Linked DNA regions of Homo sapiens: region 1 is linked to region 2. The links are chromatin loops, found by intact Hi-C in ENCODE. Cell type or tissue: gastrocnemius medialis. All regions are shown on one strand. Links, peaks and the distances in the headings refer to the core of each region. The heading gives the core; the rest is flanking DNA. Region 1 overlaps TENT5C (terminal nucleotidyltransferase 5C). Region 2 has its middle 150 kb from the start of TENT5C.

What was found. Hi-C counts contacts between places; a loop is a spot of excess contacts. Peaks named below come from ENCODE experiments on the same cell type or tissue, not always from the same donor. Only the 100,000 strongest peaks of a DNase experiment are listed, where the experiment ranks them.
Region 1: it touches region 2 in a loop (6-fold over the local background); 8 of 110 quality-filtered maps call a loop at or near these places.

The regions. Positions count from the first base shown.
Region 1 is chr1:117,621,549-117,624,463 of GRCh38, reverse strand. It overlaps TENT5C (terminal nucleotidyltransferase 5C), which reads right to left. Exons shown (of 2, transcript NM_017709.4): 2 at 1-1,622. The coding sequence starts at 1,595. The coding sequence ends at 420. Among named protein-coding and RNA genes, the nearest start is that of TENT5C, 17 kb to the right of the region's middle. In gastrocnemius medialis, for the core only: a CTCF peak has its summit at 1,598 (motif pointing left); a DNase peak (open chromatin) is centred at 1,533; H3K27ac peaks cover 2,273 bases.
Region 2 is chr1:117,752,913-117,755,827 of GRCh38, reverse strand. No RefSeq gene overlaps it. Among named protein-coding and RNA genes, the nearest start is that of TENT5C, 150 kb to the right of the region's middle. In gastrocnemius medialis, for the core only: a CTCF peak has its summit at 1,562 (motif pointing right); a DNase peak (open chromatin) is centred at 1,572; H3K4me3 peaks cover 371 bases; H3K27ac peaks cover 904 bases.

The DNA.
Region 1 (2,915 bases), core at 93-2,592, 130 kb after region 2:
TGAGAATCCCAAGTGAGGGCCAACACAGCCTACCCGGGCTCAAGTGAGAAAACAAGTAGCTTAGCACTTCTCACGCGCTGCCCAAATTCTCCCAATCTCGATTACTGCACAGAGCTCAACCCCCACGTGCTAATGTTTGGGACATGACATGTTAGTGTCTATCTTGGAAAGATGTGGATAGGTCATGCTTCCTGTAGCGTTTTCCAACGTGGCACTGTAATACGGGTCCTTTGAGGGTTGGCTCATGATACACTGTAGACCCATTCCAATGGGTACACAAAGGAAAAAAAAAAAAAAAAGCAGAATCAGAGCTGAGTTCCCCTTTAAAAGCCAAATGCCTACATCTAGAAGGAGGCTCCCCTACCTGAGAGCCCTAGCCCTATTGGGGTTCCCACTGTGGAAACCCTCAGGTCTCAAGGTTAGTTACAGGGCAGCCAGGTAGGGTAAGGCTGGCTGTAGGTGACTGGAGGATGGGCAACGTAGTAGTTGCTGAAGTTGCCATCACTGACGTAAGGGGCCGGCTGGTAGTAACAGGTGACGTTGGTGGCACTGGGGATGATGTTTTGTTCCGCCAGCACACGCAAGGCCAGGAGGGAGATGAGGTTCAGAGTCTGCCTGCGTTCATGCCCCATGAGACACACGGTGCTCTCGTTCACCACCCTGCGAAGGATCATGAGGTAGTCGTACTTGCTTCTCTCTTCTTCAGCGAAGTGGTTTTGAAGGTAAGTCTCCAACTTCCTCTGCTGTTCAAGGATGTCCGGGAAGTCGATGAAGAACCTGGAGCACATGTAGCGCTCTAGAGTTTTGATTTCTTCCTGGTCTGTGGGCCTGAAGTCCCGCACAAGAAGGTTGCTGTACTTGAGAAGTCCCCCGCCTCTGATTTCTTCTGGGTTCTTGGTGGCGATCAGTCTGTTCTGCAGATGGTCAAAAGCTTCCTCAAAGTCCCCGTACATGCTCTCCCCAATCACGGTGGGGTGGAAGTGCTCAGAGATGGGATTATTGGAACAGTCATAGAAGAAAAGCAAAGAATCCAGGATGATTTGGAAAGAGTCCACACTGAACTCAAACTGACGCCGAATGGAGTCGACAAACTTCAGCTCCACGTTCTTCCCGTTCTTGTTGGAGAGGGAGATCAGGCTCCAGCGGTCAGTGTCCGTGCAAACCTTCACTAGCTTCTGCACATATGCCTCCTTCAGAGTGACTGGACTGATTTTGAGCTTGTTCACACCCTCTGGCAGGAAGTTCAGAAGGGAACACAGAACCACATCTCTAACCAGCTGAAATTCTGCCTCTGTTGGAAGAGCCACATGGAAGATTAGGTCCAGGTCTTTGCAGCCCAAGCCATTGTCTTTGACCAAAACGTGGCCAGCTGCGGAGCCATTCAGCCGGACGTCGTGCACTTTGATGCCTGCCTCCTCCAGCCGACTGCGGACGGTCTGGACGATGTCCTTCAGAGTTATCTCCAAGGTTGGAAAGTTGCCTCGTCCGTGGATAGGTACAACTTCAGTGAGGACCTCATGCAGCCGGCTAACCTGATCCCAGTTGAGCACGCTGAAGGACATGCAATCCCTGGTACAGCTGCTCTCCTCTGCCATCTTCAGGGGATGTTCTGGCTGGGGAAACTGAAAGTGAGGGGTGAGAAGCAGAGTTAGGATTCACTTCTACATGGCAAAGCAGCTCGAGGAACTCACACTGTTTAATCTCTGAACATCTTCCTGTAAAATGGTGATAAATAGCACTTACTGCTCAGTGTTGCCATGAGGACTCAATGAGTTAAATATGTAAAAAACAGTGACACTGCAGAGAAGGACAAAAACACACAAACTCATTCTCTATTACTTTAGATTATTTCATAGTTTTGTTTTGTTTTTTCTGGGTAAGGGTGGAGTGTGCTGAAACGGAGTGTGTTTCAAATGTTCTGAAAACAGAATGTGAGCAAACCATATAGGACCGCAGTAGAATTAGTTACTCCTCCAGCTTTCTGGCTCCCTAACCACATCTCGACCTGGTTGACACCTAGGCTGAAGGTGTCTTATAGTGAAAAAGAGAATGTCTACATTCGTCTAGGCTACAACATTCATACACAGAATATACAACACACACAGACACAGACACACACACACACACACACACACACACACACACACGACTTCCTTCACTCCACAAGTAGATGGATTCTCAACTTTGGGCTACAATCTCACCAATAAGTGGGAATCCATCCCCTTCTACTAGAATAAAGTATATTCCCTTAGCAAAATTCCCATGTTCCTTTCATTTATAGGAGAAGTCTATCCTAACAAGTACTTGTCATCTAGGGTAGAACCAAGGAGTGGTTTTTATGACAAAATTTCGAGTCAACAAAAAGTTAGGTCACCTATGTAGTGGAACCACTCTTCCTAGCAAGGATGCCCAACACAGGACATGGCCAACTTCCCCCGGGCAGTGTGCGCCTTCAAGTGTACTTGGAAAACAATAGTACCTTAAAGCTACCCGAGGAGAATAAAGTTGGCAATGAGTACTAGGAGAAAAACACCACTTCATCTGCTAGGACCACAAAGTTTCCCAAGTAATTTTCAGCTATGTTATACTTACCAAAAAATAAAACACAATGGATCCCTGGAAATCCTAATATATAAAAACAAATACTCATATATTAAAATGTCAAGGTGCCTGTAGAGCCACGAGTCGAATATTTGCTAGATGGATGTAAAACCCAGAACAAAGTGTCAAGGCGCTGTCCTCAGATTTCACTGTAAACAGTTTTCCCACCCCCTCCGCCTTTCTGACTTGCTAGACCCACATAAAACCCATCCCAATGACTTCTGCAGTTTCATTGTTTGGAAGCTGCTGTGTTTGAATACACATCGGCATGCATTCTCCTGGGGTTCCAACATGGATTTCTGGCCTTGCACCGG
Region 2 (2,915 bases), core at 96-2,595:
CTGTTTTCGCCTCACTTTATTATCAAATAAATATTCTATCCCTGTGTCAGTCGGTGCCCCCCCCTCCCCACCCCCTGCCCCAGGCCACTTTTCATAGGGCTGTCCTGGGGAGTGATGTTTCTGTATCCACATAGCTCTTCTCTGCCTTTTTTATTTTTCTACATGAACTGGAGAATTGGTAACTAACAGACTTTAGAGGTCAACTCTGTCATTTCATTAATGAGAAAGCATAGCCCGTACAGGTAAAATGATTTGCCTAATATGAGTAATATTAACAACTAACATTTATTATATGCTTTCTGTGCTACATACTTTACATGTATTACCTTATTTAATCTACGTGACAACCCAATAGGGAAGTATTACTAGTATTCCTATTTCACAGACGAGGAAAATTAAGCTTGGAGAAATGAATTAATGTGCCCAAAGTCACACATCAAGTGAGAAGTAAATCAAGGATTCCAACTGAGGCAGTTTGACTCAAGAGCCATTTCATTTAACCACCAAGCTCTGCTGCCTAATACCAGAAAAAAAGCTACTTATTTTTCCATTGACTTAAAATATATTTTATCTTCATCTCTGATTGTTCTTCATTTGGCAATAGCTAGAGAATGCTGGCCAAATTGTTAATGGGCTTAATGGTCCACAAACAAGCTCTGCAATGTATAAGAGAGAACCTATTTCAGATGTTAAGAATTTTTATGTAATTCAAATTATCTGCAATGTGAGCATAGGCTTTCATATATCAACGTTCTTAGAATAAGAGCCACCTGTTTTAGAAAGGAGCAGTCCAGAAGATAGGAAGCACTATTTGTAATTAAAGTGGAAAATTCGCCATGGCTGTGAAGTTAAATTCAAAAGGGGCTGATTAAGAAAAGTAAAGAGAGTACTATTAGTCCTTTTAGTGCAAACTCTTTGTTTGCCCAAGCCAAACAGTTGCCATTTCTGAACAGAAATAAAACACCTGTTGCTTCAGAAAGGAAAATTTCAGACCTGGCTTTTTAGAGCTATTGCTGATAAGAGCTGACCATGAAAACCTTCCAAAAATGGACATCTGGGGCCAAAAGTTTATCTTCCCCTCTGTTTATTTTTCTTTATCTGTCCATGTACCTTAGCTGGAAATGTGGCTTGCAACTCTAGTCCAGGACTCACTCCCCTCTTCACTTCTGGAAGGGGCACTGGTTTCGGTGCAGCTGCTCTAGACAAACAGTGAGGCTCCCACTGGCATGATGAGCTCTGGCTCTAGGGGAACACAGAGAGAGGCTCTTCTGGTTTCTCCCCTCCTATGGTCTATCCAAGGGCCCTGACCGTTGGATTCTGTGGACTCTCCTCTATCCTTAGTGGACAGTGATTACTTAGAGAAAAACCATTTGCACAAACCAGTTAATGCCCAGCCTCAGCCCCGGTGCTGCTAGCCAGCTGACTCTATCCTCTTAAAGAGACACATTGACCATTTTCTCCTGCCATCAAGAGTAGGGATATTGGGGAATGTGTTCCTTCCTCGAGAGCAAACCACTTGAGGTACAAATCTGATTTTATCACTCTCTTGCCCATAGATGGCGCCCCATCACCTGTAGCTCTCCCGACTCCAGTGGATTTTGATTAATTGAGCCAGGAGTCCGCTCAGGAATTCGCATTTTTAACAAGCTTCCTAGGCGACCAACTGTCCCAGTGTACCTGGGACTGAGGTGTTTTCCAGGACTTGGGGCTTTCAGTGCTAAAACTGGAGAAGTCCTGGGCCAAATGGAATGAGTTGGTTAGCTTGTTTCTGGATAATTGTGATTTACAGCAGGAGTCTGCAGACTACAGCCCACGGGCCAATCCAGCTCTACACCTGTTTTTGTAAATAAAGTTTTACTGGAATGTAGACATGTTCACTGATTTACATATCTGCTATGGTTACTTTCGTGCTATAGTAGCAGAGTTGAGTAGTTGCGACAGAGAGGATATGACTCAAGAAACCTAAAATATGTATTATTTGCCCCTTTACAGAAAACATTTGCTGACTCCAACAATCTAATCCCTTCATCGTGAGTGGGCTGCCTTCCTCTCCAGCCTCATCTCCACTCTTCCCTTCTTCACTCTGATGGCACGAGGCATACTAATCTATTTATAGTTCCAGAAAAGTGCCAAATGCTCTTCCTTATACATGTTTCTTTTATCACATGCTGTTCCCTGTACCTGGAATGCTTTCCTCCCCACTGTGCTTGACTAATTCCTTCTGGTCCAACAGGACACAACTCAGGCAGACCCTTCTCCAGGAATTCTTCCCTGTCTCTGTCCCCACCCCCAGCCAGGTTCACTCGCACATGAAGCCTCCGGCACACATCTCAATCATTGCACTCACCACACTGTGCCAAAAGTGATTGCTTGCTTATTTGTTTCTCTATGAGATCCTTCAGGAAAAACACTGTGGCATATTCACTTTTATGACTCCATTCCTTAGCTTTACTCCTAGCATGGAAGAAACCCAGGAAATGTTTGTTGAATTGTGAGCCTATAAAATAGGAATAAGAATTTTCCCCTAGACACTTATCTGTTTGCATATCTTAGCTAGAAACTTAGGTTGTGGCTCCTGCCCGGAACTCACACCCTCTTCTCTTCTGGAAGGGGCACTGGTTTAGGTGCGGCTTCTCGAGACAGTGAGGTCCCCCTCATCCTGCTGGGCCCTGGTCTTGGGGTGGAGGCACATGTGGATAATATACTATTCCCTCCAGTGTGGAAATATACGGTAGCTATTGACTAGGAGTGGTGGCTTTTGTGAGTATACTTTTCTGGTCACAATAAGAATTGGAAGAACTGGGAGTTGGAAAGATTTTTTTTTTTCTGAGAATAATTTTTGTTTTCTTAGAAAACTCAAGGGGAAATATAGGAATCCCCTTTTCTCTCCTGCATTTTATCCTTTTCTTCCCCAG